Regions from separate parts of the Homo sapiens genome. Here region 2 is linked to region 1. Evidence: chromatin loops called from intact Hi-C (ENCODE). Cell type or tissue: PC-9. All regions are shown on one strand. Links, peaks and the distances in the headings refer to the core of each region. The heading gives the core; the rest is flanking DNA. Region 1 has its middle 120 kb from the start of AGTR2. Region 2 has its middle 62 kb from the start of AGTR2.

What was found. Hi-C counts contacts between places; a loop is a spot of excess contacts. Peaks named below come from ENCODE experiments on the same cell type or tissue, not always from the same donor. Only the 100,000 strongest peaks of a DNase experiment are listed, where the experiment ranks them.
Region 2: it touches region 1 in a loop (4-fold over the local background); 7 of 110 quality-filtered maps call a loop at or near these places.

Annotation. Positions count from the first base shown.
Region 1 is chrX:116,280,310-116,292,122 of GRCh38, forward strand. No RefSeq gene overlaps it. Among named protein-coding and RNA genes, the nearest start is that of AGTR2, 120 kb to the left of the region's middle. In PC-9, for the core only: a CTCF peak has its summit at 5,557; DNase peaks (open chromatin) are centred at 4,282 and 5,392; H3K27ac peaks cover 1,506 bases.
Region 2 is chrX:116,226,931-116,238,743 of GRCh38, forward strand. No RefSeq gene overlaps it. Among named protein-coding and RNA genes, the nearest start is that of AGTR2, 62 kb to the left of the region's middle. In PC-9, for the core only: no CTCF peak of the experiment used is centred there; DNase peaks (open chromatin) are centred at 3,801 and 6,051; H3K27ac peaks cover 3,361 bases.

The DNA.
Region 1 (11,813 bases), core at 2,668-7,667:
AAATATCGAATTTAAGTTAGAAATTAAATAAAGGTATAATATTTTTTTCAGTCAAAGTTTATGGTACCTCTAAGGGATCTGTGGATTCTATGTTTAGATCTTCTGAGTTAGAGGTATCCAATGGTGGAATGCGTTGTCATGAAAAGTTGTGGTTTTTCTATCACAGGAATTATGTTTAAGGAAAGAACATCAAGGATGTTTAAAAAGGATTACTGCTTTGTTTACATACTGGATGAGATAAACTCTCTATTGTGCTAATTCTAATATTCTATGCTCAAAATTCTTTAATGGCTTTTATTATATCTAGAGCAGAGATTTTCAATTTTTTAACCAGGGGATGACTTTCTTCCAAATAAAATCTCACATGATCTTTTAACATATCAAACAGAAAAAGTAAGATCAGTTTGGCTGAAGTGAAAATGGAAGTCCTAGATTCCCACCTGCTCAGCCTCCTTACTCAATTCGCTCTCCCCTCTTCACCTGCACCAATTCTGTTTCTTGTTTGTTTGTTCGTTTGTTTGTTTTGAGACACAGAGTCTTGCTCTGTCGCCCAGGCTGGAATGCATTGGCGTCCTGATCTCGGCTCACTGCAACCTCCACCTCCCGGGTTCAAGTGATTCTCCTGCCTCAGCCTCCCAAGTAGCTGGGATTACAGATGTGTGCCACCACACCCAACTAATTTTTGTATTTTCAGTACAGGGGGGGTTTCACCATGTTGGCCAGGCTGGTCTTGAACTCCTCACCTCATGATCCACCAGCCTTGGCCTCCCAAAATGCTAGGATTACAGGTGTGAGCCACCACGCCAGGCCTAATTCTCTGTGTTTGAATGTGAGATCTCTTCTGAGGAGTCCTAGGGCTTTGTGAAACACAGCCACATGATCAAATACACATTCCTTAAATTAGCATTCAAGGCCTTGTAAAATCTTACCTCACAATAGCTGCTCAACAGAATGCTCATTGTTTCTAAACAACCTACAAACATCCTGGACACCACACCTTTGTTCACACTGCTCCCCAGTCTGGAATGCCCTACACACCCTCCTCCTTGCATTTCCCTAAAGTATAGCCTCTTTAGAGTTCAGATTATGTTCCACTTCCTCTAAGAAGTATTCCCTGATCAGTTACTTTTCACAATTGTTCTTACACTCTGATCCATTTTCATACTTCTCTATATTTGACACAATGTAAGTGATGATGCTTTGATTTTTTTTTCTAATATTTATTTTGTCTCCTCACTGAGGGAGCAGGCAACAAGAGCTCCTAGACTATCTGTATCTCTGAGGTCTGGTAAAGTATCCTGTACACATAATATGCTGAAACAGTTCCCTATGAAATTCCTTTTTCATGTTTGTCATATTTCCCTAAATAAACCATAAGCCTTTTGTAGACAAGGACATTCTTAGACGTTTCTTCTGTCATAATTTATCTAGAATCTAGCATGATCCAGAGTCCACAGGAGACTTCAACTGGCCATGGTAGGATTTGGACAGGAAAGATGTTAGATGTGGGAAATTTAGAAAGAATGAAAATCATGATTTGATGTAGAGAGAGGGGTATCTGTTGTTAGGGAAGATGACAGATGCTAGGAATGAGGTGTAGAGGGGTACTCAAGAGTGAAGGAACAGGTTGAGACGTGATTAGGTAAGGCAAAGAATAAGATGTCAACAAAGAGATAATATTATTCTCAATGAGAGAGATCAACAAGGATTAACATGAAAATTTGATTTGAGATAAAATCAGAGATAAGGCCCTTCTCTTGCCCATCATTCATCAAAGCTCAAACAGAGTTACGCAGTCCAAACACAGAGAATGTCTACTTTGGGGCCTATATTCTGAGTTAAGACTCTGGGTCTTTGACTTGGTCCTCAAATAGATATCTGAGATTTCAAAATTCTCACTTGAAAGAAAAATGGTTAGACGTGGTACCTCTGGACCACTAACATCTTAATGTCTGTTTTCTACCACATGTTCAGAAATCCAATTTAATAAAGATAAGAAGAATAACCATTTGTTGAAGACTTACTATTGTAATACTCTGTGATAAGTGATTTAGATGAGAGAGGGGAGTCTCTACTTTCAGGAAGAGAGTGGATAGAATAAGATGAAATAAGATAATAGGATAAAGTGCTTTCAGGAATCCAAGAAGGGTGAGAACTTATAATAAATAACAATAGCTTACAATGCCCAGTACTTACCCTATGACAGGCGCTGTTTCATACATTTGGCAAATGTTACCTCATTTAATAGGCATAACAACCATTTGAGCTAAGTATTATTTTTCCCATATTAGAGATGAGAAAACAGGCTCAGAGACATTAATTGATTTAAGTTGAAGAGCTGGTGTGAATGGCAGAGTTGAAAAGTCAGAGTCTAAACCCAAGTCAGCATAGCTCCAGCTGAAGCTCTTTACTGTGACTTACACTGCCCCAGTATATTGCTATACTGTCAAATATTATTACTAGTTTCTTGGGAAGAAAGAAAACAAAAGAACTCATTCAGTTAAATTGCTAATTGTATGTAGAAATAGAGGCCAGGAAGTTTGAGTGTAATAGAAAGCCAGAAAATTTCAAAATCTTACTTGAACCAGATGTTTTAGTCTCTTTTCCCATCATATTTCAATACCTCTCCCAAGATTTCTGGAGACACTATAAAGAAATAGCTAATAAGTTGCCAATGGAATTTTGTGGTCTTTTCATTTAATTCAGGTCTTGGGAACAAGAAACTAACCAACCATTAGAGTAGATATCTAGAAAAGAAGAGGGTGATTTACAAGACAGGATAACTCAGTTGGAATAATTAGAGGGTGACTGGCTCTTTATTTATTTAGGCTGAGGGATGCTCCAAATAGGAGGTTTGTGATTCGCACTGGGTCAAAAGAATTCTGCATTTTCTGTTTCTGAACACCATATTCTAAGAGCAGCCCTGTCTTTGCACTAGGCCAGACATATCAGAGGGATTCGCCTCAAGCTCTCAGTCAGTAAATCCATTGTAATTTACCTCAAGAAAAGATACACAGGTCTTGACAAGGGGCTTTTGTGCTTCAGGTACCTATTTAAAACGTTTATACATTATGACTACAGTCAACAATAATTTATTATACATTTAAAAATGACTATAAAAGTATAATTGGATTGTTTGTAACACAAAGGAAGGATAAATGCTTGAGGTGATATATACCCCATTTACCCTGGTGTGATAATTACACATTGTATGCCTGTATCAAATATTTTATGTACCATATATATATATTCATTTTTGCCTGTATGTAGTAGGTATATACATATATATATGTATATACCTATATATATATATAATAGATGTATATATATAGGTATATACTGGTATATATATATATACACACACACACACCTGTATATATATATAGGTGTATATATATAGGTGTGTATATATAGGTGTGTATATACCTATATATACACACCTATAGATATATATAAACCTGTATATATATATACACACAACTATATATATACACACACCTATATATATACACATACCTATATATATATACAAGTATATATATAGGTGCATATATGTGTATATACATATATATATACACACACCTATATATACATATGTGTATATATAGGTATATACCTATATATATGCACCTATATATATATATATACACACACACAGGTTTTTTTTATATATATATATATATACACATCTATATATATACATACAGGTATATACCTATATATATATGTGTGTGTGTATATATATATATATATAGGTGTATATATATAGGTGTATATGTATAGGTGCGTATATAAGGTGGTGGATATATATATATATACACACCTTATATACACACCTATCCTATACATATACACCTATATATATATACCTACTACGTACCCCCAAAAATGAAAAATTTTTAAAAAGTTTTATACAAATTTGAGCTTAAGGCCAATTTTTGAGCACGCATTCGGTGAGATGGCTCCAGCTTGATATCCAGGGTGCTTCACAGCAAACAAATTTTCTTCATCAGTGCTAACTACTTCGTTCTGATCTTTTCCTACCTATCCACACCCTTAGATTATCTTCTTAATGGATCAGACACAGGCATACCCCCTTATAGGTTTGTAATATTTTCTGCAATGCATAAAGTACCTCTTCAAATCTTTACCAAACCACTCTGTTTTTTTTTTCCTCCTCTGCGTTCTTAATAATCCATTGCTCCTTTTCTGACTGACACACATTCACCCCACCCTTCAAGTACCTTGAGGGCATAGTACTTCCTTTTTGGCAAGGTAAAGTTGACATTTGTTTACAAATAAAGCCATCACTTTTCAGCCTGAAAATGAGCTCATGCTGCTTCAGGGAAGAGAGAAGAGAGCACATATTTCTCAACCTGGAATGCTCTGCTTTCTTTTTTAAATCAACTTTATTGAGGTAAAAATTATATGGAGAAAAAAGCATCCATTTTAAGTGTACAGTTCAATTAATCTTGACAAATGTATACGCCTGAGTAGTTTTAGCTCCTCTCAAGAAATGAATCATAATATCATCCTGGAAAGTGCCCTCCTACCCCTTTGAAGTCAAATTCCCACCGTAACTCCCATCTTTGAACAACCGCTACTCTCTTTCTATTATTACAAAATAATTTATTCTGTTTTAGAACTCCTTTATATATATGAAATCATACAGCATTTACTTTGTTTAATTTGGAGTCTGGAGATTCATTTATGTTATTGTGTATATCAGTAATTTATTTTTTTTTTGCTTACTAATCTGTATTTCTTTATAGAATATGACATAATTTATCAATTTTATATTGATAGACATTTGAGTTGTTTCCAGGTTTTAGTTATTATAAATAAGACTGCTATGAACAAATGAACAAATGCAAGTCTTTTTGTCGTTGTACACAAAATATCCAGATATAAAATTGCTGAAGTCATAGGGTAGATGTGTAATTAGCTTGATTAAAAAAATTGAAAAAAAAAACTTTTCTCCTAAGAGGTTGTACCATTTTGCATAGTTCAAAGAGGTTGTACCACTCTTATCTACAATGTACAAGAGTTCTAGTTGCTTCACATCTTCACTTTGTTGATGAAAAAACCAGACTCCAAAATATTTTAAAGAGGTTTGAGTCAATATGAATGACTATGTCCCGAGGAACACAGTCTGAAGAGATCCTGAGAAAGTGCATCTGCAGAAGTTAGATTACAGTTTGGCTTTATACATTTTAGGGAGGGAGGAGTTACAGGGAAAGTCATAAATCAATACATGGAAGGTATATGTTGGTTTTGCCCCAAAAGGTGGGATATCTTGAAGCAATGGCCTGCAGGTTATAGGTGGATTAAGAAATTATTTAATTTGCAGTTGGTTAAAGGAGTAAAGCTTTGTCTAAAAATTTGGAGTCAGCAGAAAGGAATGTTTTAAGATAAGTAATTCTGTTAACCAATACACTGGGTCAGAGTGACCTGTAGGGGTATGTGACTTAATCATTGTCTGGCATGGCCTTAGGTCCTGTTTATAATTTGGTATTTTATTGTCACAAAGAGTCCATTTAGTCTTATGATCTCCATTTTTACTAATTTTATTAATGCTAGTCAATTGTGCCTAAACTCCAAAACCCATCATGGCTGGGAATTCAGGTTTTATGGTTTTTCTGGGGTCCCCTTGGCCAAGAGCGTGTCTGTTCAGTCAGTGGGGGGCTTAAGATTTTATATTTACTTTACAACTTGATAGTGTCACTCTTTTGTAGGGGTTGAGAGAAAGCTTTCTCTCTGCCCACTGAAGATTCACTGAAAATGAACTGACAAAAGGCAGATTAATAGGAGAAAAAGGCATACACATTTATTAACATGCCTAAACACAGAAGCGATACACAAAATATGAGACTTACAGAGGGGCCCTATGGTTGAGGCTTAAATACTGTCTTTATATGGGAGAGATGTATGGACTCAGGAGACAGACATTATTTTGTACATGATTCTATTTGGAAGCTAGATGGACAAGGTTAGGGGCAGAATTACATAGGAACAAAGATTGTCTTTTTATGCAGATAAAGCCCCCCTCCCCTCTAGGAAATCTCTTAGAGCTGCCCTCAGAAAGACAGATGAAACATTTATCTCAGTGTGATGATGACCCCCAGTTTCTTCTCTTCTCTGTGGTTGACCTTTCCTGGTTATTTGATGAGATTCCTAGAGAGGTAGTCTTAATACATAATGCATTTCTTTTTGGAAATAAGCTTTCTTAGATAAGGAAATTTCAGAGAGAGTCTCCCCCAGTGCTTCTGGAAAGAGGATCAGAGAGACAGAAAGGCAAGGGAAGGTCAGAGAGAGCCCTTGGTTCTGAGGCTTATTTCTGAGACCTTTCCACTTTCAAAGTGCTTAGCGTCCTAAAGAGCCATATTTTGGGGAATTATTTTCTGTACCCCAACACTTTTTATTTTTAGCCATTCTGGTAAGCATACATTTTTATCTCATTTTAGTTTTAATTTATATTTATTTGAAGGCTGAAGATGTTGAGCTTCTTTTCATGTGCTCATTGGTCATACATATATCTTCTTTTATAAAGTGTTCAAAAGTCTTGTGCAATCCCCACCCCACTTTTATTAGGTTGTTTATCTTCTTAATATTGAGTTGTAAGAGTTCTTTATATATTTTGAATGTCAGTACTTAGTCAGATATATGCATTATGAATATTTTCTAATGTTCAAAATATACCAATAAGAAAATAAAAATGCAAGTCTTTTATTGGAAGAAAATGTGGTTTCCAGCTTCATCCATGTCCCTGCAAAGGACATGAACTCATCCTTTTTTATGGCTGCATAGTATTCCATGGTGTATATGTGCCACATTTTCTTTATCCAGTCTATCATTGATGGACATTTGGGTTGGTTCCAAGTCTTTGCTATTGTAAATAGTGCTGTAGTTAACATACGTGTGCATGTGTCTTTATAGTAGAATGATTTATAATCCTTTGGGTATATATCCAGTAATGGGAATGCTGGGTCAAATGGTATTTCTGATTCTAGATCCTTGAGGGGGTCTTTGCTATTTTTTTTTTTTTTAATTTCTGTCTGTTTTTAGATATTTGACTATGATGTGCCTGAGTGTGGTTTTCTTTATACTTAGCCTACTGGAGTTTGCTGAGCTCCTGGATATATAGGTTATTGTTATTCACCAAATTTAAGACATTTTGAGCATTATTTTTCAAATAACTTTCTGCCTAATTCTCTCTCTCCTTGCCTCTGGGGGTCCAATTACATGCATGTTTGAGAGCTTTGCATTATCTCACAGGTCATTGAGGCTCTTAATTATTTTCAAATCTTTTTCTTTGTTTTTCAGATTGGGTAATTTGTATAAATTTGTATTGAAATTCACTGACCCCTTTTTCTTCTAACTCCAGTTTGCTGTCAGGCTCTTCCAATAAGTAGTTTTATTTCAGATATTTAACTTTTAATTTATAGATTTTTAAATTAGTTTCTTCTTTATTGTTTTTATTTTTCTGCTGAGATTTTTCTATTTATTCTCTTATTAAAATCATATTTTTCTTTATATGTTTGAATATAATTTAACAGCTGCTTAAAAACCCTTATCTGTTAATCCCAAAATCAGAGTATACAGAGATATTTTAATATTGATTGCTTTTTTTCTTGATTTAGGGTAACATTTCCTTCTTTGCATATTAAGCTATTTGTGTTGCTAGATATTTTGGATAATACATTGTAAGAAATCAATTTTGCATATTCTCTTCCTTTAAATAATGTTTCATTTTGTTGTAGCAGTCAGTTAATTTGCTGGCAGTTCTACTTGGTTTTGTGGAGGCTTGGTTATAGGCTTTCTTAGGGTGTGTTTATAGAGTAGCTGTAACCCTACAGCATGGACCCTTTTTTAATGCATGGCCTTTCTGTTGCCTTAGCTGAATGCTAGGAATTGGATTGGGGTCTTGTCACTCTGGCTACAGTGCCACTCTGATATTTTTTAGCACTGTGCAACCTCTAGAATCTCTGTTCAACTCTCAAATCCATGACAATTTCTTGTTGCTAGGTCTCACACAGTCGTGCCCCACACATCTATATCCTAAACCTTGGCCAGTGACTTATGGGAAACTCAAACAGAGATACCTGTGAACCCTTCTGCATAGCTCCCTCCTCTCCAATATCCTACCGTGAACTTTAATATTTATCTTCTCAGCTCAGCAGGACTGTCTTGGTCTGTTTGAGTTCTACTTTCTTATGTCTTTCTCAAGAAATTTTTCCAAGTCATAGAACTGACATGAATATAGGGCTCACTTTGTATGTTTCTTTTTTCTTGGTGACCAAAGTCCTGTACTACCTATTGTTCAGTATCTTAAAACATTTTTTTTTACATCATGTCCAACTTTGTGGCTTTTCTAATAGTGGGAGAGCATGTTTGGCATTAGCTACTTCATCATAAGCAGAGGCAGAAATCTCCCTGCATTTTTATGCTTTAGCAAATTTGTTTCCAATTATTGTTAGTAGTAGTAGTAGTAGTAGTAGTAGTCACCCATTTAACAAATTAGGAGATGTTACATGAATGAGCTAGGATTCAAACCTAGGCCTTCCAGTTCTAAACCCCTGTGTTTTCCATTACATTGTGCTGTCTTTCCATTTAAGTCATTTTCTAGTTTTAATTTAATAGGTGCTGAAGATCTACCATTATACCCCAATTTCTTGCCCTATGATCTAGCACAAAAATCTAAAGATTTCAGTGTCTTAATATACTTTTAAAAATGTAAATATCCATAAATGTAGTTACAAATAATATAGCAGTGTCAGAAACATTTGAACCAGAGTGACTCCATTTTGAGTGAGGGCTAGGAAAATGAGGCTGGGACTTGCTGGGCTGCATTCCCAGAAATTTAGGTATTCCTATCTTCTTGATGTTTATGGTTAAGGGAACAGATTGATAATGTTTACTAAACAGACCCAGACTTGGGAATGTCCAGATATCCCAATATCTCAAGAAGAAAGGCATTCCTAATTTTGCTTTAAAGATACTAATAATGATTCTTGCAAAATATAATAATTAAGAAAATTAATCCTTTATCACTTGTACCTAGGGTGGACGCATTCCTCCTCTTACTTTCAGGAATGCCCACACTCTGTATGGAGTAGATGTTCTTTCACTACTTTACTTTCTTAATAATCTTGCTTTTGTTTTGCACTGTGGACTCGCCCTGAATTCTTTCTTGCATGAGACCCTGTAACATCTTTCTGGTGAACCACGGAAGGGACGATACTGAAGAGACCCCCAACTGAAAGGAAAATCATCTGTGTGCACCAGTTGGCTGAATTTGGGGCACTATTATTCAATATGTAGATGATCTGTTGATTGCTAGCCCAACCAGAAGAGACTCAGATGAAAATACCAACAGGTTTCTAAATTTTCTGGTAGCTAATGGGTATAGTGTCTCATGGCATAAAGCCCAGTTTTCAACTCAAGAGGGTAAATACTTAGGATTTGTCCTAACCCTTGGCACCTGAGCAGTAGTGCCAGAATAAAGTGAAGCTATCTTAAGTATTCCACAACCCCAAACTAGAAAGCAGCTGTGGGTTTTCCTAGGGATGGCAGGATTCTGCCATTTATGGTTGCCTGGATTTGGACATATAGCCAAGCCTTTATATGAGGCTCTGAAAGGAGCAGATGTAGATCCTTTTGAATGGGATAGTAACTGTAAACAAGGTTTTAATGCTCTCAAGGAGAAATTGGGATCAGCTCCAGCCCTACGAATTCCTAATCTTGATAAGCCACTTTTCCTTTATGTGGCTGAAAAACAAGGAACCACCCTAGGTGTCCTTGTATAGGAGATGGGAGATATTCTCTAACAGTGGCATATTTTTCTAAGCAATTAGACCATGTAACTTCAGGATGGCCTGGATGCCTCAGGGCAGTGGCAGCAACTGCTCATTTAGTAGATGAAACCAATAAACTGGTTTTAGGAAAATATCTGGAGGTTTTAACCCCACACCAAGTACAAGGAATCCTAGAAGCCAAAGGACACCAGTGGATGACAGGGGGATGCTTATTGAAATATCAGGCTTTGTTGCTAGACACTCCTGATGTAACTCTTAAAGTATGCCAGACTTTGAATTCAGCTACCTATTTACCTGAACCCACAGGCACCCTACCCTAGATCATTCTTGTATACAAGTTATGGAGCAAGTTTACTCCAGCTGGCTGCATTTAAAGGATGAGCCTCTATGTAATCCTGAGGTAGAATGATTTACAGATGGAAGTAGCTTTGTGCACCAGGGAAACAGGAAACCTGGATATGAGTCAACACGAGGTAATTGAATCTCAGGCCTTACCAGCTTCTACCTCAGCTCAAAAGACAGAATTAATAGCTCTTATTAGAGCCCTGAAATTGGGAAAGGACTTAAGAATCAACATTTACAATGATTCTAAGTATGCCTTTCTGGTACTTAATGCTCATGCTGCTGATCTGGAAGGAATGAAAACTCCTAACTGCTAAGGGTTCCCCTATAAAACATCACTTAGAAATTCTGAATCTATTAGATGCTGTTTTGCTTCCCAAGGAAGTAGCTGTAATCCATTGCAGAGGGCATCAAAAAGGAGACTCTACTGTAGCTAAGGGAAACTCCTTTGCAGATGCAGCAGCTAAGGCAGCAGCATTAAAGGAGCCATTTGGACTTGTTGGCATGTTAGTGCCTTCAGCCATAGTAATGACAGAACCAAGATATACTACAAAGGAACAAGAATGGGCTAAAGGTCAGGGTTTAATTTGAGATTCTTCTGGCTGGCTTATCAATGACAACAAACTGTTGATACCTGGTATTAATCAGTGGAAAATAGTTAAGCATTTATATGACCCTACTCATTTAGGAAGAGATTTCCTGTTTCAATTGATGTCTTGGCTTTTTATTAAAAAAGGCTTACTTAAAACAGTAAAGCAGGTAACTTAGGCCTGTGAACTAAGTGCCCAGAATAACCCAAATAACCAATCTTTGCCTCCTCCTTTAGTAAGGCCTGTTCAGCATTGGGGAACATACCCTAGTGAAGATTGGCAAATAGATTATACTCAGATGCCCCCATGTAAATGGTTTAAATATTTGCTAACACTTGTTGACACCTTTACTGGTTGGAACGAGGCTTTTCACACCGGGTCTGAAAAGGCAATTGAGGTTTCTAAACTCCTATTAAAGGAAATAATTCCTAAATTTGGGCTGCTTAAGAGCTTACAGAGCAATAATGGTCCATCTTTTATAGTGAAAATTACCCAAAACATATCTTCAGCCCTAGAAATTCAGTACTGCCTTCACTTGGCATGGAGGCCACAGTCTTCAGTGAAAGTAGAAAGGCTAATTAAACTCTTAAAAGGACTCTTGCTAAACTATGCCAAGGAACATCAGGAGCTTGGCTATCTTTATTGCCTGTAGCCTTGTTACGGGTTTGAGTGGCTCCTAAGGGAAATCTGCAGCTCAGCCCTTTTGAAATAATGTATGGAAAGCCTTTCGTAACTACAGACCTCCTAATAGGTATAGATACTTTCAAGCTACAGAATTATGTAATCAACTTAGGACAAGTGCAAAAGGTGCCCTTGAGTATGGAAATCAAAGACTTCCTTCCACTACTAAGGAAGAGACTCTTGTTACAACCCTGCTGGGGGATTGAGTCCTATTAAAAACTTGGAAGGAAGGATCCCCAGCAGATCAACTTTCCCCAAAATGGAAGGGGCCCTATCAAGTTCTCCTTAGTACCCCAGCTGTAAACTACTAGAAATAAACAGCTGGGTCCACTTATCTCAAATTAAACCTGTCTCTTATGAAGTCCCACAGGCTGACAAAACACCA
Region 2 (11,813 bases), core at 3,727-8,726, 52 kb before region 1:
AAAGCATTAACCCTAACACAAAGAGAGTCCTCAAATTTCTGTAGTATTCATGCAGAAAATATTTAGCATTTAGCTTTTCAAGGCTATTTGGACACTTCGTTATCTCTGTATCAACTGTCCCCAATTACAGTGAAATGGAGGATGTAGATTTTTTTTTTGTCTTTTGTGATTGTTCAGACATTATTAGTGATTTTGCATTAGGCATAGTTTAAAATTTGAAAAAACAGCATTTCATAGTAAATTTCAGTCTCATTCTCAAAGACCCAAGGTAGAAGTTCAATCAGCTTTATATCAGAAAGTTCCCGGTTTCAGAAACTCAATGACTCATTTGAAACATTTATTTTTCTTTTAATCTCCACTAAGATCACAAACATTTTTTGCTTGACTGAAGCAGCAGCATTTTGAGAGGATTTCAGTATAAACATTAATTTAGGTCTTGCAAGCTAACATCAGCCTTTGCCTTTTGTTTCAGGCCATGCATTGTTTTCATTTCACCCATAATCCCTTTAGATTGGAGAAGGTAGGGGTATAAAGTGTAATTTCTCAGTAATGTTAGTCTGAGCTACATTATTAAGCAGTTGGCTGTTTGGCCAGCAATGTGTTCAGTGATCTGCTTGATTTTCTGTGCACATATGCCTTCTTTCTTTCTTTTCTATGGCATTAGTTTCTATGATTCAAGACTAAAAACACTACAGGGTGAGAGTAACCAAACAAGGATGGTACCCGTACAAAAACAGGCACATAGGCCACTGGAACAGAAAAGAGAGCCCAGGAATAAGGCTGCACAGCTATGACCATCTGATCTTCAACAAAGCTGGCAAAAGCAATGGGGAAAGGACTCCTTGTTCAGTAAATGGTGCAGGGATAACTGACTAGCCATATGTGGAAGATTGAAAGTGGACCCCTTCCTTGCATCATATAAAAAAATCAACTCAAGCTGGATTAAAGACTTAAATGTAAAACCCAAAACTGTGAAAACCCTGGAAGACAATGAAGGCAATACCATCCTGAACATAGGAACTGGTGAAGTTTTCATGACGAAGACACCAAAAGCAATTACAATAAAAGCACAAATGGACAAATGGGACCTAATTAAACTTAAGAGCTTCTGCACAGCAAAAGAAACTATCAACAGAGTAAACAGACAACCTATAGAATGCAGAAAATATTTGCAAACTATACATATGATGAAGGCCTAATATCCAGCATCTACAAGGAACTTAAACAAATTTACAAGAGAAAAACAAACAACCCCATTAAAAAGTGGGCAAAGGACATGAATAGATACTTTTCAGAAGAAGTCATACATGTAACCAATGAGCACATGAAGAAAACATCAATATCACAGATCATTAGATAACTGCAAATCAAAACCCCAATGAGATACCATCTCACCTTACACTAGTCAGAATGGCTATTATTAAAAAGTCAAAAATAGCAGATGCTGGCAAGGTTGTGGAGAAAAGGGAACACTTATGCACTGTTGGTAGGAGTATAAATTAGTTCAACCATTGTAATTAGCATGGTGACTCCTCAAAAAGCTAAAAAGCAGAACTACCATTCCCCCCAGGAATCTGTTTAGGAGATACATATGCAGAGGGATATAAATAATTCTTCCATAAAAACACATGCACATGAATATTCATTGCAGTACTATTCACAATAGCAAAGATATGGACTCAACCTAAATGCTCATCAATGATAGACTACCTAAAGAAAATGTGGTACATACACACCATGGAATACTATGCAGCCATAAAAACAATGAGACCATGACTTTGGCAGGAACATGGATGGAGTTGGAGGCAATTATCCTTAGAAAACTTACGCAGGAACAGAAAAACCAAATACTGCATCTTCTCACTTGTAAGTGGGAGCTAAATGATGAGAACTCAGGAACACAAAGAAGTGAACAACAGACCTTGGGGCCTACATGAGGGTGGAGGTTGGGAGGAGAGAGAGGATTAGAAAAAAATAACTACTGGGTACTAGGTTTAGTACCTGGGTGATGAAATAATTTGTACAACAAATCCCTGTGACATGAGTTTACCTATATTATAAACCTGCACATGTACCTTCAAAACTAAAAGTTTAAAAAGTTTAATAATATATTCCTAAACAATGTATTATCTACTTTTGTCTTTTAAAACATTTATAAAAATGAAGAAAAGACTAGAAACATTATCAAATGGGAAGTGTTTAGCACCTCTGAGAAGCAATTTGTTGATCTCACATAAGTTGTTTGAGAATAGGCCTGCATCTGAAAAATATGACATTTTCTAAGGAGAAAAATAGTTGGAAAGTCAGATAAGTGGAGTATTCACTTCTTTAAGCTACTCTTTGTATCAATATGTAATTCATAAATGAAGCAATGTAGTAAGTTTGTCCCAAATTTGGGGTCTTTGATCTCAGCCGTCTACCAACTGCAGGTTCATCTCTTTCTCCTGCTTTTGGACAAATAAGTGGAGCTGCAACATCAGACACAAGGAATTCAACATCAAGGCAAATTTGATTCTAGTTTTTTTCAAACTTTTTATCTCAGGTCAGGTAACTGAGTCTCTACCTTGTCATTGAAACTTTTCTGTACTGATAAGTTACAAAGTCATGAAGAGATGGGGATCCTGCCTTTTTCTTGCTAGTTCTGACCCCAAATGTCATTCCTATAACTAAGGCCTTATTACCAGCTACCAGACTTTCCTTGGTGCAGCCTGCCATTTTAGATCTCTGAACTGTGTTCCTAAATTGTCCATGGTTCTGCTTTGTACACTTGTTGAGAGACAATTTTATTTTTCGTTGCCGTCACTGTGTCAACAGCTTATGTATACCATGTGGCTGTTATATTGCCTTGAAACCCGTATCTGTTTTTGGCCTGGCAGGCTCTATTCCCATAACTTGACACTTAGTTCCCCCAGAATTTGCAGCACCCCAAATGTGTCCTACTTTTGTTAATCCTTTGGCTCCTAATTCTGTTGCAGGAAAAGACAAAATGTCACGCAGGAGCGTAATAAAAAAGTGCACATTCAGACCATTTGAACTTGTAAGACATAAGAAGGCCCTAGCTTTTTCACTGAGAAGATGGTCATAATGTGAAGATAGAGAAAAATCCATAGTATGATAAAGGTAGACAAAAGGAATTTTTCAAGTTTAGAGGTAGAAGAGTAAGATAGTTACACATATTTCGGTCAGTTGGAACTCAACAGAAAACAATCAGAAATACCTTAAATAAAAAAGGGAGAAGTTGTTTTAAAGAATTACCCCATGGAACTCGAGTATAAATGCAATTCGTCTTGTGGGAGAGACTTTATTGTCGTCTCTCACATTTGTTTCTATTGACACATCTGCTTCACTCTCTGAAGATAAGTTTTCTTAGCTTTTAAGGTGATGCAATACAGAATATGATCTTTTAAAAACAAACATATACTTGACTATGTAACTCCCTGCTTCAAAACCCTCCAATGGATTCTAACTGCACTTAGAATGAGATTTAAAGTCCTTAACATATCCTACAAAGCCCTACATTCTCAGATCTCTTCCTACCTCTCCATTCTCATTTTCTACAGTTTTTCCCTCTCTAACTTTGCAAGTTTGACCAACTATTTTAGGCATTTACATTTTCCTGTTTTGCTTACTCTTTCTGAAATTATGCAGTCTGTGCATGTATCTGTTTGTAGTCTAGTACCCTCTCTGTTGTAAACTGCACAATAGTTGACACTGCCTTTCCTTTGAACTCTTGTAGCTTCAGTACACAGGATTAGGTGTGGCACATACTATGGACTCAGTAAACATTTGCTAAATCAGTTTTGAAAGGGTAGGATGATTGAACGTTGAGAATTAGATATCAGCAGAGTGACCTGGCATTAAGAAGAGACAAAACAATTATTGACTCATACTGTTGAATACTTATTCTCTGTTCAGCACTGTTCAAAGAAATTTACTTGTTAACTGAATACTATTAGGTAGATGCTATTATGATCCTCATTTTAAATTTGTGGAAGATGTAGCATGAAAATGTTAAGTGGCTTGTTCAAAGTCAGACAGATAGTAAAACGGAAAGCCAGGATTCAGGTAGTCTGAGTTCACACACAGTGCACTTAATCACTATGCATACTGCCTACTTTGATTGCAGAGCAACAAAGTTAGCAAAACAAACTTGATTCCCAAGCAAAATCTCCTTTATACATTCTTCAGCCAGAGTTATATTTAAGGCCTGAAGGTGTGAGTCCTAACTTGAATATTGGAATAAGTAAGCATACCCAAGTGTAAATCAAAGTGGGCGAGAGGTGAGAGCCAAGTTGTTCTCAACACAGATAAATAGGACTCAAAAATGGAATTCATCAGCTTTAGGAATAGTGAGTGAGCTCACTGGAAAAAAATGTGAAGGTAGATTTCATTTCACTGTCTCTAACTGGTGGTCTTTCAGAATGAAGTAGACAGTGCTGAGACTTTAAGAAACACTTTAGTGGGCCACATTCAACCACTTCTTCATAATTTGTCTCAAATTAGGGCAATGATAAATTCCCATGCATTTATATTCATCTCATCTGTGGAATGTTATTTTTTTCGTGTAAAGCAAAATAGGTGTTCTAAAAGAACTACTGTAGTGTAAATGCTGACATTACTCTGCTATCCAAAAAATCTCAGACCAAAAATAGTAATGGTTCTTCCCTTAAAGGCAGGTGAAATGGATACAGAATCATCCATTAAGAGGAAATTAAAATGAAAATCTTGAGATTTACTATGAAACGTTGATTTTTTTTTCAGCATGTGTTATTTGCCACAAGATGGCAGCTAAACAATTTTCATTTCAGTATGGCAAAGTTAGGTAGGAGATTTTGTGTAGAAATCTTTTTTTCTTTTATGAAGCACAAATCAAAACTCAAAATTTGCTTCTAACAATATACAAATTTATAAAGATCATAGGACATAGGACTTTGCCATCAAGTATATAGACTGCCAATATTTTTCGGAGTTTATAGAACCTTAAAGTTATTGGGAAGATGGTATTGATTGTTAGCCAAAAAAACCCTCCTGGATAACAATCATGAAAGTAGGATTAAACAATTAAAACACAAATTATTTAAAGATGTGCCAGTGTCTTGGGGAGCATAGAAATGGGCAGTTTGGATGAGAGAACCAGGCTTCATTACAGCTGATTGATCATTCCAGCGATGTCACTCAATCTGGTTGTTGAATCAATGGTTCAGGAAACCGCATGAATAATTAAGAGAGACAAACCATAAGACAAAAGCTCTTCTAGAGGCCAGGCACGGTGGCTCACACCTGTAATCCCAGCACTTTGGGAGGCCAAGGCAGGTGGATCACTTGTGGTCAGGAGCTCAAGACCAGGCTGACCAATATGGTGAAACACTATCTTTACTAAAAATACAAAAATTAGCTGGGCATGGTGGCAGGTGCTTGTAATCCCAGCTACTCGGAAGGCTGAGGCAGGAGAATTGCTTGAACCCAGGAGGTGGAGATTGCAGTGAGCTGGGATCAGGCCACTGCACTCCAGCCTGGGGACAGAGAGAGATGGCATCTCAAAAAGTTTTATAAAAAGCAATTTTATAAATGTCTTTCAGGCATTGGTCCTTTAAGCTCACCTCTGCCTGGACCTATCTTTTAGTCTGTATTTTTGTATGTTCATTTAAAAAAATTAGATTAAAAGCTGTAAGACTTGTGTTTCACTTTTTTGATAAACCTGTAGTTCAGTTAGCACAGTGCTCAGCTACAGAATGGTCATAGTAGCATGGACAATATAGTATAGTAGTTAAGAGTATAGACACTGGAGCCATATTGCATTGAGTTATAGCTCATCTCTGTGTTGCCTTATGTAAGCCATGTAACCCTTGGAGTCTTAATTTCCTCAAATGTAAAATGGTTAACAGTTAAAATAAGCAAAACATTTAATGTGGTACCTGGTGCAAAGTAAGTTCTTTATTAGTAATTGATATCAATGATTCATGTATTGGAGGGGCCTCTAATATGAGGCGCCTGGGCTAACCCTTTGTAGAGTGAGTTAACCGGGTATTGGGAAATCAACCGCTCTCTACTAGTAAGTCCTCTCTCCACAATCTTGATGAATGATGTTTCCTGAAGAGGGAGAAAAACATTAGTCATAAGTACCTAAAAGTCCCACAGCCAGTTTTATAAGGAGGAATTTCTTCTCTCATACTTCCTGGAAGGAAGTTTTCTCAATACTGAGATTTTTTTCTTTTTTTCTTCTTGTTTTTTTTAAACTTTTATTTTAGGTTTGGGGGTATATGTGAAGGTTTGTTACATAGGTAAACTCATGTCACAGTGGTTTGTTGTGCAGATTATTCATCACCCAGGAATTTAGCCCAGTACCCAACAGTTATATTTCTTCTCATCTCCCTCCTCCCAGCCTCCACTCTCAAGTAGGCCCCAGTATCTGTTGTTCCCTTCTTTGTGTTCATGAGTTCTCATCGTTTAGTCCCCACTTATAAGTGAGAACATGCAGTATTTGGTTTTCTATTCCTGCATTAGTTTGCTAAGGATAACAGCCTCCAGCTCCATCCATGTTCCCACAAAAGACAAGATCTCATTCTTTTTTATGGCTGCACAGGACTCCATGGTGTCTATGTACCACATTTTCTTTATCCAGTCTGTAACTGATGGGAATTTAGGTTGATTCCATGTGTTTGCTATTGTGAATAGTGCTGCAATGAACATTTGTGTGCATGTGTCTTTATGGTAGAATGATTTATATTACTCTGGCTAGGTACTCAGTAAAGGGATTGCTGGGAGGAATGGGAGTTCTGCTCTTAGCTCTTTGAGGTATTGCCATACTGCTTTCCATAATGGTTGAACTAATTTATACTCACACCAACAGTGTATAAGTGTTCCCTTTTCTCCACAACCTTGCCAGCATCTGTTATTTTTGACTTTTTAGTAATAGCCATTCTGATTGTCATGAGATGGTATCTCATTGCGGTTTTGACTTGCAGTTCTATAATGGTCAGTGATACTGAGGGTTTTTTTATATGCTTGTTGGCCACATGAATGTCTTCTTTTGAAAAGTGTCTGTTTCATGTTTTTTGCCCACTTTTTAATGGGGCTGTTTGTTTTTCTCTTGGACATTTGTTTAAGTTCTTTGTAGATGCTGGGTATTAGACCTTTGTCATTTGGAGAGTTTGCAAATATTTTCTCTGATTCTGTAGGTTATCTGTTTACTCTGTTGAGAGTTTCTTTTGCTGTGCAAAAGCTCTTAAGTTTAATTAGATTTCATCTGTCGATGTTTGCTTTTGTTGCAATTGCTTTTGGTGTCTTTTTAATAAAATCTTTTCCAGTTCCTATGTTCAGGATGGTATTGCCTAGGCTGTCTGCCAGGGTTTTTATAGTTTTGGGTTTTACATTTAAGTCTTTAATCCATCTTAAGTTGATTTTTGTATATGGCCTAAGGAAGGGGTCCAGTCTCAATCATCTGCATATGACTAGCTAATTATCCCAGCACCATTTATTGCATAGTGATTTTTTTTTTTCCCGTTGCTTTTGTCAGCTTTGTTGAAGATCAGATGGTTGTAGGTGTGCATCCTTATTCCTGGACTCTCTTTTCTGTTCCATCGATCCTTGTGCCTGTTTTTGTATCAGGACCATACTGTTTTGGTTACTGTAGCCCTATAGTATAGTTTGAAGTTGGGTAACATGATGCTTCCAGCTTTATTCCTTTTGCTTAGGATTTCCTTGGCTTTTGAACTCTTTTTTGGTTCTGTATGGATTTCAAAATAGTTTTTTCTTATACTATGAAGAATGTTATTGGTAGTTTGACAGGAATAGCATTGAATTTGTAAATTGCTTTGGACAGTATGACCATTTTAATAATATTGACTCTTCCTATCCATGAGCATAGGATGATTTTCCATTTGTTTGTGGCTTCTTTGATTTCTTTGAGCAGCGTTTTGTAATTCTCATTGTAGAGATCTTTCGCCTCCCTGGTTAGCTGTATTCCTATTTTATACTTTTTGTGGCAATTCTGAGTGGGATTGCTTTTCTTATTTGGCTCTCAGCTTCGCTGTTTGGTGTATAGAAATGCTAGTTGTTTTTGTACATAGATTTTGTATTCTGAAACTTTGCTGAAGTCGTTTATTATCTGAAGGAACTTTGGGGCCAAAACTGTGGGGTTTTCTAGGTATAGAATCATGTTATCTAAAAATAGAGCTAGTTTGACTTCTTCTCTTCATATTTGAATGCCCTTTATTTCTCTCTCTTGCCTGATTGCTCTGGCTGGGACTTCCAATACTATGCTGAATAGATGTGGTGAAAGAGGGCATCCTTGTCTTGTGATGGTTTTCAAAGGGAGTGCTTCCAGCTTTTCTCCATTACATATTGGGATTTATTAAGTTGGTGTACTACCTCCTGTTGATATGGAGAGCCCTGTTCTCTAAAGGTGAAGTCTGTTATTCTGTGATGTAAGCAGCTCTCTTGAATGCAAGTCCAGTATTGTCTCCTGGACTGTGTCTTGTCCCAGCCATATGATAGGTTGTGTGGGAGAGGGAGGGGGAGTGGTGGTAATAAAAGTTATTAGTATTCATTGAAATTTACTGTGTGTTAAGCCCTGTGGTAGGTGCTTTCATATACAGTATCACATGTAATTATCACAATTACTAGTCAACTTTTATAGGTAAGGAATCTGAGAATGAAAAGGTGAGTAACTTTTTCAAGTATATATGACTATTGTTTTATGCATCATACAATCATGGTTATTGTGTGATGTTGGAACCAGGATTTCAGTTCAGATCTTCAGATGGGCATATGTAATTCTTTCTAAATACCTTATATATTACCATAAGAAAGATCAGGGCTTCCATCCTGTTCTAGTCAATGATGCCAGCAATTCTGACATTACTTAAAAACAATGTGACAGTTCAGGGAATGCCTCTGAGAGGCTAATCTTATCAGTTCAACTCTGTTATGAATTTTTATCTGCCCCGACCCTTGCTGCTACAAGTATATACACAGGAACAAGATTTTTGTAACTGTTTTCACGTGTCCACTCTTCTTAATCTCTTGCTTATGGAGGTGTTTTACTGGCCTTTATTGCCACACAACTATTACTCTTTCTAGGGCTCTTGACTAGCTCACTCTACGCTGGTGGCTGATTTTGCATATGGGTTTACTTTGAATTATCTCAATGCCTTTCCTCCATCCTTGTGCTCTTTTAGTTCTGCTTGCAAGAAAGCAGATAATTTTTCCTCAATGGACTGCACACTTGTCAACCCATGGAGAGTTTGAAGCTTCCTTCTCATTGCTCTCACTATATTTTTTCATGCTTCTATTTGAGTGTTTAGATATATGAGCAAATTTTAGCATTGCCAGACTTAGTAAATATTGTATGAGATGCACTTTTACTAAAATATTATTTGTTGTTCATCTGAAATTCAAATTTAATTGGGCATCTTGAATTTTTTCTAGCACTTCCTCTCTCACTTCCTGCCAATGTAATCTCATTCTCACGTACACATACGGAGGAAGAGGGCATCCTCAGTGCCTACCACAGTGCACACATACTATAGGTGCTCAAATGTTGAAAGGAAATAGTTTCTAGGGGATGTTAATTAGTTCAATTGATTCCATGCTATAGGTATTAGTGTTCATTACCTAAAGAACTGGTAGATGAGAAACAGATAATCTCCATCAATCACTGTAAATTATGCCTAAAAGAATGAAACAATTGTTAAGTAGAAAATTAATTTGGTAAATACCAGATAAATTATTCTTCTAGTGTAGGTATGGAGAACATAAATCTTGTTAAGTTGGTTAGTTTCTACTTTCATCTCTATAGTTTGCTCTCAAAGAAGTGGGTCTATCCAAGTTTCTATTCCTCCTTCTCAAATGAGGTAATCCACATGCAACAGATTTACCTCAGTTATCAACTCATGTTGGTGTTTGTTTTGATTGGAATTCTCCTGTTAATGTCACCAATCTGCACTCTGCACCACCCCCTCTTTCCACCCCTACTGTTATTATATCATGATGGATCTAGCCTAACTGAAATGTGATGAAAAATTTCTAAGAGGGTTTGTTTATTGTTTTTGTCTATGAATCATCAGCTATAGTAAAAAAATTGTGTTAATGAAAAAAATGTACATCTTTGTATGTATCTAAATGCTTCTAAAAATATCCCCTTTTTCTGAAATGTGGTGGCTAGTGTTGGAATTATTTCCAAAATAGGGCCGGCGCGGTGGCTCACGCCTGTAATCCCAGCACTTTGGGAGGCTGAAGAGGGTGGATCACGAGGTCAGGAGATCAAGACCATCCTGGCTAACAGGGTGAAACCCCGTCGCTACTAAAAATACAAAAAATTAGCCGGGTGTAGTGGTGGGTGCCTATAGTCCCAGCTACTCGGGAAGCTGAGGCAGGAGAATGGCGTGAACGTGGGAGGTGGAGCTTGCAGGGAGCAGAGATCGCGCCACTGCACTCCAGCCTGGGCAGCAGAGTGAGACTCCATCTCAAAAAAAAAAAAAAAAAAAAGAATTATTTCCAAAATAGGAAAGCATTTTTATAAATATAGATTTTTTTTTCTCTTACCTTCACTGTTACAGCTACCCTCAAGGGGAACTTAAGCTGATAATCATGATATCAATTTATACTTTAATTGGTGGAAAACATCTGTTGAGCTTCACTAGATTTTAAAAAAATAGCTAAATGTATGCAGCATTTACAGTCTTAATACTCTCAACAAAACACAAAATTTCAATTTTTAAACGTACTACTAATAAAAGTCCCCTACACAACTTGGAAGCAACAATTATAACATGCTGTACCTCTGATTTGTACAAGTCATTTATTACCAATAATTTTTACCTTGCTGAAGGTTGTAAATAGTTAACTTAAAATATAATTTTGTTTACACTGTTGCTTCTACCACTTGCAATCATTTAATTTTTTTTTTGAGAGAGATTGCAAAAGGAAGGTGTCATTCGTGTGAATATTTCACCTATTGGCTCCTCATCTGGCATGCAGGTAGGCTTTTTGGACCTTTTGTCCAGGTCTTGCACAGATGTCAAGAGTGTGCAAGGCATTAGGAAAGGAGAAATGGAGAGTGGGAGCAAAAGCAGGAGTCTAGATGGACTCTTGCCTATGTCATTGTGAAAATATTTCTTTCTTCTGGGTGATAGTTCCCCTCAGATTTTATTTTTATCTTTTGGGCCTTTCTTGGATCCATGCTTTCCAGGTAAATAAGCCAAAAAACCTCTAATTACTTATCAGTCACCTTGAAACTACATTCAGTCACAGTATAAGCACAGCAGAAAGAGTAAAAGATGGCAACTGAATGGAAGGTGCCAGAACCAAACTTGGGCATGGCATGCCTCTGCAAAGTTTGTGGTTTGTGTGCCTGGTAACTACTTCCTCCTCCAGCATGGCTCTCTGTGTGTGCATGTGTATGTGCATATGTTTGTGTATATGTGTGGAGAGGAGATGTCCAAACGGAGAATCAGTATTACTTGCTTCAGAATTACCTGCTTCCCTTCTTTGTAATTACAGAAATAGCTGGAAGTACAACTTGACAGATTCTAGAAGGAACAAAACTACCTTACTTTTTGCAGGGGCAGTGTTTTCACAAAGAACCATAAATGATCCTTGTAACAGTACTATTTGAACAGAGCAGGGGAATCTCTATTATGATAAGCCAAGGCTCAGAGGAATAAAAATATTTCTCAAAGCCATGTATCTCATAGAACATGCCTGCTCAGTATCTTTTTGCATCCAAGTCAGTAGTGGAACAAATGGCCATTCTTCTGCCACTGCTGTTTTGTTCCTCCTCCGATCCCTCTCTGTCTTTTCCTGAATTTACT